2 separate regions of the Mus musculus genome follow, and region 1 is linked to region 2. Evidence: chromatin loops called from intact Hi-C (ENCODE). Cell type or tissue: heart. All regions are shown on one strand.

Evidence for each region. Peaks named below come from ENCODE experiments on the same cell type or tissue, not always from the same donor. Only the 100,000 strongest peaks of a DNase experiment are listed, where the experiment ranks them.
Region 1: a loop joins it to region 2, with 3 times the contacts of the local background. A loop is called at or near these places in 7 of 42 quality-filtered maps.

The regions. Positions count from the first base shown.
Region 1 is chrX:95,684,842-95,689,841 of GRCm38, reverse strand. It overlaps the pseudogene Gm29889. Among named protein-coding and RNA genes, the nearest start is that of Zc3h12b, 24 kb to the left of the region's middle. In heart, a CTCF peak has its summit at 2,521 (motif pointing left); no DNase peak of the experiment used is centred here.
Region 2 is chrX:95,948,149-95,953,148 of GRCm38, reverse strand. It overlaps Las1l (LAS1-like (S. cerevisiae)), which reads left to right. Exons shown (of 13, transcript NM_152822.3): 5 at 960-1,241; 6 at 1,793-1,839; 7 at 2,703-2,812. Among named protein-coding and RNA genes, the nearest start is that of Las1l, 6.3 kb to the left of the region's middle. In heart, a CTCF peak has its summit at 2,165; no DNase peak of the experiment used is centred here.

The sequences.
Region 1 (5,000 bases), 260 kb after region 2:
ACTGGTTGTTATCATGTAGAAGAATGCGAATTGATTCATTCCTATCTCCTTGTACTAAGGTCAAATCTAAGTGGATCAAGGAACTTCACATAAAACCAGAGACACTGAAACTTATAGAGGAGAAAGTGGGGAAAAGCCTTGAAGTTATGGGCACAGGGGAAAAATTCCTGAATAGAACAGCAATGACTTGTGCTGTAAGATCGAGGATTGACAAATGGGACCTCATGAAACTCCAAAGCTTCTGCAAGGCAAAAGATACTGTCAATAAGACAAAAAGACCACCAACAGATTGGGAAAGGATCTTTACCTATCCTAAATCAGATAGGGGACTAATATTCATCATATATAAAGAACTCAAGAAGGTGGACTTCAGAAAATCAAATAACCCCATTAAAAAATGGGGCTCAGAACTGAACAAAGAATTCTCACCTGAGGAATACCGAATGGCAGAGAAGCACCTGAAAAAATGTTCAACATCCTTAATCATCAGGGAAATGCAAATCAAAACAACCCTGAGATTCCACCTCACACCAGTCAGAATGGCTAAGATCAAAAATTCAGGTGACAGCAGATGCTGGCGTGGATGTGGAGAAAGAGGAACACTCCTCCATTGTTGGTGGGATTGCAGGTTTGTACAACCACTCTGGAAATCATTCTGGCGGTTCCTCAGAAAAATTGGACATAGTACTACCGGAGGATCCAGCAATACCTCTCCTGGGCATATATCCAGAAGATGCCCCAACTGGTCAGAAGGACACATGCTCCACTATGTTCATAGCAGCCTTATTTATAATAGCCAGAAGCTGGAAAGAACCCAGATGCCCCTCAACAGAGGAATGGATACAGAAAATGTGGTACATTTACACAATGGAGTACTACTCAGCTATTAAAAAGAATGAATTTATGAAATTCCTAGCCAAATGGATGGACCTGGAGGGCATCATCCTGAGTGAGGTAACACATTTACAAAGGAACTCACACAATATGTACTCACTGATAAGTGGATATTAGCCCAAAACTTAGGATACCCAAGATATATGATACAATTTGCTAAACACATGAAACTCAAGAAGAATGAAGACTGAAGTGTGAACACTATGCCCCTCCTTAGAATTGGGAACAAAACACCCATGGAAGGAGTTACAGAGAGAAAGTTTGGAGCTGTGACGAAAGTATGGACCATGTAGAGACTGCCATATCCAAGGATCCACCCCATAATCAGCTTCCAAACGCTGACACCATTGCATACACTAGCAAGATTTTGCTGAAAGGACCCAGATGTAGCTGTCTCTTGTGAGACTATGCAGGGGCCTAGCAAACACAGAAGTGGATGCTCACAGTCAGCTAGTGGATGGATCATAGGGCTCCCAATGGAGGAGCTAGAGAAAGTTCCCAAGGAGCTAAAGGGATCTGCAACCCTATAGGTGGAACAACATTATGAACTAACCAGTACCCCGGAGCTCTTGACTCTAGCTGCATATGTATCAAAAGATGGCCTAATAGGCCATCACTGGAAAGAGAGGCCCATTGGACATGCAAACTTTATATGCCCCAGTACAGGGGAACGCCAGGGCCAAAACAAAAAAAAAAAAAAAAGGGAATGGATGGATAGGGAAGTGGGGGGGGGAGGGTATGGGGGACTTTTGGGATAGCATTGGAAATGTAATTCAGGAAAATATGTAATAAAAAAATTATATTACAAAAAAAAGAATGGTGTCATGCCTTCTTGTAGTGTTCTCCGAGGAGCCCTTTTCAGCCCATCAGACACAGCATGGAGTCTCCAGAGTCCACAGCTGATGGGGCTCCTGCCTGTACTCCATGAAACAAACAGTTCACACTCACAACCCATGTATTCCCGGGCATTTCGCGAGTTTTCTCCCCTCAGCATTTCAACTTTTTTTTTGAATCTTTGTCCTTGCCTGCCCTGACCTTCCGTAGCCCCCAGCAGCTCCATGGCAATAGTCATCAGCTTTCATGAATGGATTCTTGGCCCCTTTCTGCCTCATTTCAAGATCTGTTGGATGCCTTTTGGCTCCATTTTGGGGGTGGGGCAATCGTTGTTCTTATAAAGACTTTTAGATTATTAAAGTCAGTGACTGTCAAAAGAGAAAAAGAATACAATGAAATAAAAATCATGCTAAACATGTAAAGGAGTGAGGAATTACAAGAACTTTAAACAGATAATGTATTGGAACAGTTTCTTCAGAATTGAAGATGGGGCCTGGAGAGATGATCTGAGAGTTAAGAGCACATGCCGTGCTTCCCAAAGGACTCAGGTTCAATTCCCAGACCCCATATGCATCTTACAGCCATTGTTACTCTAGTATCCCATGGTGAACAAACATGCATGCAGGCAAAACACTCATACACTTAAAAATTATAAAAATAATGAAGATGGCCCATTGTGTTTGTGAGGGTGGGATCAACTGAATTTATGGACTCTTGCATTGCAGTCTACTTTAGACAAGTATCTCCTATCTGTCAATTGTTTTCACTGTAGTTGTTTTTCGTTGTGTACCAGGGGCCTCTACTGGCCACAGTTTATATTTGCAATGTGTATAGTAGACAGGTTCTTCCTCCAGCTTCCATGACCACAGATGGTACTTCTGTTTTAGATGTCTCTAGTTCTGCAAATGCCTTTATTTTGGTGTGCTCATTCTTACCAAGTGAAAACAAACTGTATATTAAACCACCACTTTATTAATTATTGCATTCCAACATTTCCAAATGTCTTGAATTTAGTATATAGTATATAGAACTTGTTAAAATGAGTCAAACTGACCTGACCTGTTTTGTAATCTTCAGTATACATATATTAAATCCCACTGTAAATCGTGCTTCTTTGTAATGGTGCATATAATTCACCTTTTTCTTAAATGCCTTTAAACACAGGTTCATTTTTCTAAGCCCTGTCTTAATGAAAAGGGATAAATGTCCTGACCAGCAGGACCCAGTTGTTCGTGGGTATGAGGGGAACTGCAAACCTGCAAGAGAAACAGGTGGGAAAAAAAGAGAGACCAAGGAGGATTCCTGTCAAGGTCTGAGTTTATTAGGCTGAAAAGCCAGGTTATAAGCACACAGTGAGGGGAAATAGGGAGGGGCTGAGGGAGAATTAACAAAGAACAAAGTAGTAGACATCTGGGGACCTGAAGGCTGAATTCTAACTGCAGGGGAGAGGCACCCTGAGTCTTATCTCAGGAATGTAGATTCCTCCTTAACAGCCCAGGGTATCAAGCTGGGCTCAGCACATAACTCAGGTCCTTGGAAGTCTTGGGAGTCAGGAAGAGATAAGGAAGAGGGGACTATAATTCAAATTTGTAGGGTCTTAGGTGCCAGGAAGGGATAGGGAGGAGGAGGGGACCAGCTCCTAACACAAGGCCATTTGGCTTATTAGGGTGGGAAACTGTGAAATCTTACTTTCTCACGGTATGGTCTCCAACAGATAAACCTCTAGATTATCTGAGTCTTATTTCTTGTGTTTTCTAGAATGTATGGATTCTTGGCATTTTTTCTTTTTGGACAATATGAAAATGAAGTTTCATTCCCACTAAAGTATTAATTGATAGCAGGGGAGGCAGAACAGACACACGTTACAGAGAGAAACTATATGGAGGATTTAATTTTCTGACAATTATCCACAAAGTAGATATCCAAGCACATAATCACGAGTTGGCAATATACAACCATTATTCACAATTAGAAGCTGTTTAAGTCATCATTTATTTATTATTTTATCAAGTATAAAAACAGACTAAGATCATAAACAGTTTACATTGAGAATCTTTATGAAGTTATAGTATTTACTCTATAATTTTATCCAACTTGAAAGCTGTGATTTCTTTATTATAAGTTCAGTTCACTTTTATTGATAATAGAAATGACAGTAATTGATTGCCTACTATGTGTTATATACCACAAAGACTGTCAATATCTCATTACACCCTGGAGTGCTGTTATGTCCTATCTGCTCTCGACTAGCAAGAATAACACGACCACCAGTTCTTCTAACAGCAGTTTATTCAGCAAGCTTCAGTCTTCATCTCTCTCACTTCATCTTTCCTCCCTTGAACCCCGGGCCTCTCACTCTTATATACTCTCAGCCCCCATCCACTCACGGCAGGCCACGTCACCTCACCAGGCACACAGCTTCAGCCAATTAGGGCGGCAGGGGCATGTCTCCAAATATGGACTTGTTTAAACCGCCAGCATCATGGTGCACCTGCGCAGCTCTCAGGATGGACATGGCTTATTTTCAGGTGTATGAGGAAGTCAGGTGCAAGTCATAAGACTTAGTTGCAGTCCCGGGCGCCATCTTGGGACTGCTGCCACACCCGCTCCTCACACTGTTAGCAGTTACTTTTATAGATTATGGAGCCAAACTATAGAGAGACAGAATTATTTTCCCTACATTCTAACCATAAAATACAAATGTGAATGTTTAGGCTCAATTTTATTTGGTGGGACAAAGATTTCCACATTCTTTCAGAGTTTCTAATGCAATATGTATAGAATTGAGTTGAGTGTTCGTATTTTACCAATCTTAGATTATGCTGACATTTCTGCTCTGTCAAGAATATTGCCAAAACCATTGCTTTCTGAAACCTAAGTATGAAAAATATCTTAAGCCACTTCATGTTGTGCATTCTAAATAGGAGAACAAGGCTCACTGTTGTGCCAAAGATGAATTATACTCAGTGACCTAAGCGTGGTTGGGTAGAACCATAAAAACTGGCCATTTTGCTGTGTAATAACATTGTTATTTACTTCCATTCTATTATACAAATATTATTTCATATGAGTGAAGAGCACTGATCTAGTTAATCTGGTCATTTGATGTCTGAAGCTTTACCACAAAAACTAACAGATGTTTACATTGTTTCTGCTTTAATGACTCCAGAGATGGGGAGCTCATTTACCTGGGAGGGATTGAGTTTTATTTTTAGACTGCTTTAACCTGAATACTAGAAAACTCTTTCTCTAGAGTTGGAGGAACGGCGCAT
Region 2 (5,000 bases):
ATTATACTTGGTGTCAGCACCAGGTGAAATATAGTATAGACTGTTTTTGGTTACAGTATAAGGCTTGGCTTTCACAAGCTTACTGATCATAATGTGTAGCCTTTTCATAGTGAAAAAAGTCCATGTGGAAAGTATGAAAAAATGAAATCAGGATTAGTATTACCTTGTTTAATATGGCTTGGCAGTGTACTATTCTGGTTCGTTTTTAAACCTCAGAGTTATTTTTATTGATGTACGTGAGTGTGTGTTTGCTATTTGTATATGGATGCTGAAGGCCCGGAGAGGTTGCTGGGTCACCTGAAGCTAGGGTTACCCGCAGATGTGAGCCACCTGCTCTGGGCATTGGGATCTAACCCTGAGTTCTCTGCAGGTCCAGCAAATGCTCTTTGCTGCTGAGCTGTCTCTGTAGCCTCTGTTATGGTCCTCTTTGCTGTTTTAATTATAGGGTATTGCTTTCCTCTTCAGTCTGCCTCTGTAGGTAGTATAGTAGTCTGAAGGGGTGAGTTGAGAGGTATGAACCAGAGTGTCATGAACTCAGGCATTCTTTTTATGCTCATTTCATCTCGATTAAAAATCCCTGATTTAGGCTCTTCCCTTGTAATCAGGAAACTGAGATCTAGAAAAGGGAAAGACTTGGTTAAGGCTGTGTAAGTGGCTGGTATACCTAGGTTTCAGTTCTCCCATTTACCACCCCTTGCTTTATTTGACACCCATGTCTCAAGCCAGGATTATATCCGCACTCCCTCAACCCCCAGGAAAGATACCAGTGAGCAGGAGAATACAAGAGAGGATATATGCAAATATATGAGATTTGAGCCTTAGAGCCACGTCTCTTCCTTAGACTTTTCCTTTATGCATACAGTATGAGAATAGAGGCTAAGAGAACTGGGGACCTGTTAATTACTTGTCCATAATTGGTCCTATGGCATATCTCTTGAATCCACCCCTGCCTCTTCTAGGTTGCTACTTTGTCCTCAACTGGCTCCAGAAGACATACTGGAGCCGTCAACTGGAAGGCAGCCTGAAAGAAACCTGGGAGTTGGATGAGGACCAGCTAGATGCAGAAGATCCTGAAGAAGAGGAACGTGAAATTATTGCCGATGATGTACTTGAAGAGATACCAGAGCCTCAGGATGATGACAAAGATGAAGAGTTGGCTGTCGAGGATGATGCAAATACTAAAGGCAATGAGGAGGTGGCTTCTCATCCAGAACCATCTTCAAGACACAAGGAGTTGTATGGTAGGTATTTGTGGGGCAAAGAGGGGCGCATGTGCCGCGAGCACGGAAGCTTGAGGTCAGTACTGCCTTTTGTCCTTGATAATTTATTTTCTGTATGCTGTGGTGGAGTTCCAGCATTAAAAAAAAGAAAAAAAAGGGGCTGGTGAGATGGCTCAGTGGGTAAGAGCACCCGACTGCTCTTCCGAAGGTCCAGAGTTCAAATCCCAGCAACCACATGGTGGCTCACAACCATCTGTAATGAGATCTGATGCCCTCTTCTGGTGTGTCTGAAGACAGCTACAGTGTACTTACATATAATAATAAATAAATCTTTAAAAAAAAAATCACTGTCACAAACTATCTTACGGGGAGAGTTTCCATGGTGAATGGATATTGTATTTGCCTCACCATCTTTTTTGAGTTATATGAAGTAAATAGGGAAGGAATCTGATTGTTGTTCAATTGTTGAAGCAATTCTAGTTGTCAGCTTATAGCTCAAGGTACAGGAAGCTCAGATGCCCAGAGAGAATGAGAGGCTAGGCTTCCTTCATTGTTTTTCATTCTGGTTTCAGAGAAAGCGCGAGAATTGCTGGTATCCTATGAAGAGGAACAGTTTAAGGTTAGTATCCTTGGTGCGATATGCTGTCACCTGTCCTAGCCATTTCTTCCCTCTTGCCAGCTGCCTGAAAGAGACGTCTTGAGAAAGAGTTTGAAAGTGGCAAAACATGAGGGAAGTTCTCAGAGAATTTGGAAGAAAAGTGGCAAAGCATAAAGGTACTTCTTGGAGAGGGTGGGACCTAGGAAGGAGACCAGCAGAGTCTAGTCAGATGATCCTGTGAACTGATGGAAGAGAGCAAGCAGATAATGAAGTTCATGGACTTCATTTGCTCGGATGTAGAGAACTGGGAATGGGGTATAGCTGTATAGCCCTGTGATTCTCAAGATGACCAGCAGGTGGGGTGTAAGAGTCCCTAATCAGATGAGACTTAAGATGTACGTTTTGTAGAAAGCCTTGGAAACTATTTAGGTTCTTTTCTCCCTTTTGCACTGACAGATTGAAACCTTGGATGACGAAAGGGACAGATTCAGGGTTATATACATAGTTTATGGCAGAACTAGGATGGGAACCTGGGTCTCAACAATTCTCCTTGCTCCTGCAACTCATTTCTCCTATTTTCTCCTTAACCCTTTGGCCCAAAGATCTCTGCTCATCTCAAACCAAATGTTTCCAATTGGCACCTGAGCATCAGAACTTCTGATGTTTGGGAGCCACAGAGGATTTGGAGTGGGGAGAGCGGGAGAAGGAGACAATCTAGTTCTTTTTACTTGTTGGGCTTATAAAGGAGTTGTGGGCTCACCATGCATGCTTTGTCCTGTTCCCTTAAGGACAGTGCTGAGGTCCTATGAGAAGGGATCCTTGAGGGGTTTGGGGTAGGGTCCTTGGCAGAGTCAGACTTCTGATTGGACTCTTTTTGCTGTCAGGTGCTGGAGAAACACAGGCATTTGCTTCAGGCTATTAAAGTGTGGAATAATCTTTCCCCACGTGTACAATGTATCCTAGAAGAACTCAAGAGCATTTCATGGGAGAACAGGTTTGTAACTTGGTAACTCAGGGTTGCCTATTCTCTACAGTAGAGGGTAATAGCCTCATTGAAATTGGGTGTCAAGACAAGACATAGTTGGTGATGTAGATCTGTAATCTTAGCTACTTTAAAGGTTGAGTAGACAGATTGCAAATTTACAGCCTGGGCTACAGAATGAGTTCAAAGCCAGTCTGGGCAGCTTAGTGAGATCCTGTCTCAAAAATAATAGTTGAGGGGGAAAAAGAAAACTGGCTGGGATCATGCTTGCCTAGCATGTACATTGCCCTGAGTTCAATTCCTAGTAGCAGAAAGAGAGCCGTTGTCATGTTGTAGCTAACTGATTTCTCTTGTAGGAAATCCTAGAGTTAATCCTCCTCCCCTAAGCGGTGATTATGTCTTCTGTATGATCTGCCTCCAACCCTGCCAGCTACCAGGTTGCCTATTGAGAGTTACTGAATAACCAGCTATAAATGCCTGTAGTCATGCAGTCCCTGGCAACTTTTTCCCTCTGTCACATGGAATGTGACAGACTTGACAAATAGAAAAATGCTTTTTGATATATAACACTTCCCCACCTGGTCTGTTTTTTTCAAACAGCTTTTGGAAGATGTCAGCATCTTTTGGGTAATCCTGGCCAGGCAGATAGAGGACAGGTCTTCTTGGGGCATGGCTGCTGGAAGCTAGGCTAGGTTCCCTCCTCTCATTATGGCTGTGTGTTGCCCTGCCCACAGTGTTCAGTTCAAGCAGAGTAGGCAAGACTTGCTGCTTTTGTGTATTCTGCCTAAGTTCAGTTTGAAAGGTCTTTGGAGAACTTGCTGCCAATAAGCTGTGGAAGAAGGCTTGGGGGTGGAATGGTCAGTGGTAGAGCAGTGGCCTAGTACGCACAAGGCCTTATTTTGACTCACAGTGCCAAAAAGAAGATAAAAGAAAAAACTATGGAGGCAATGCTGGCCCTACAGTAAAGGAAAGTTAAAAGAAATCTAAGATACAGAGTTGCAAAGAATCTATACTAGATCTGATATAAGTGAGTTTGGATGAAAGCTTGCCATGTAAGCTGGGACTCCTCTTGTTTTCTTGTCTTTATTCCCAGAAGACTAGTCTCAAAGGTAATGGTGCTGGGTTTTTTTGTTTGTTTGTTTGTTTTGTTTTTGAGACAGGTTTTCCCTGTGTAGCTGTGGCTGTTGTAGACTAGGCTGTCTTGGAACTCAAATATCAATTTACCTGCTTCTGCCTCCGCAGTGCTTGGATTAAATATCTATACTCCACGATGCTTAGCTCCAAAGACATTTCATTAGAGTTTACCCATGCTAGACTTGTTAGCTATACCCTTCAGCAAAAGTTGGAGGGACAGCTTCCCCAGCAGCTGGGAAAAATTACTTCTGTGCGTAGTAACTGCCTTTGCTTGCTGAGCAGGCAGCTGGTAGGTTACTTTACGTTTTAGGAGTTTTATCTGAGGAGATGAGGGATGAGTGTAAGGACAGTTGTTTTCTCATCTTGCTCTGCTGGATAGATAGAAGGAGCTGACCAACTGTGTTGTCATCCCGCTAGATACTGGGACATCTTGAAAGCTTGACTCCTGCTAGACCTAGTCAGCTAGGAGAGGCTCTTAGCAAGCCAGGAGCTGGAGACTTCGCTCTTGCTGCTTTAGGTTTGAGCTAGCTGAAGTTGAGAAGTCTCCCCTGTTGCTGATGTTTCCGACCCCTCTGACTTTGATTTGGGTTATCTGTGAGGAAGCCTGAGTCATCTCCAGACAAGCAGTTGCATACCTAGTAGTTTGACCTCTAGGATCGAAAAGAAGGAGGTAACCAGTGTGAAGGCTAGAGAAACGGACAGGAGAAACAAAAACAGTGCAGGAACTGAGGTCTAAAAGCACTTGGCCATCTCAGGCGTTTCATTTCTTCTGTCAGTCTAGGACTTTTATGCTGTGATTTGAGCTGTTTAGTCACCTCTGCTCTCATTTCTGGGACTTAGATCACCACATGCTTCATACATGAGTGTTTAAAGCCTACTGACTCCAGACTCTGACTCAGTCCCTGTCCCAGGAACCTGAAGCCTAATAGCTTTGTCTTCTGATTACTCTCTACCACTGGCACTTTGGCCATTTGAACCAGAGCTATTAGCTGTTCTTGAAGTGTTGCAGGAATAGGTGTCTTTTTGTCGGTTTCATTCTAGTGTGCCTTTTCGTTTTCCTTCTTGG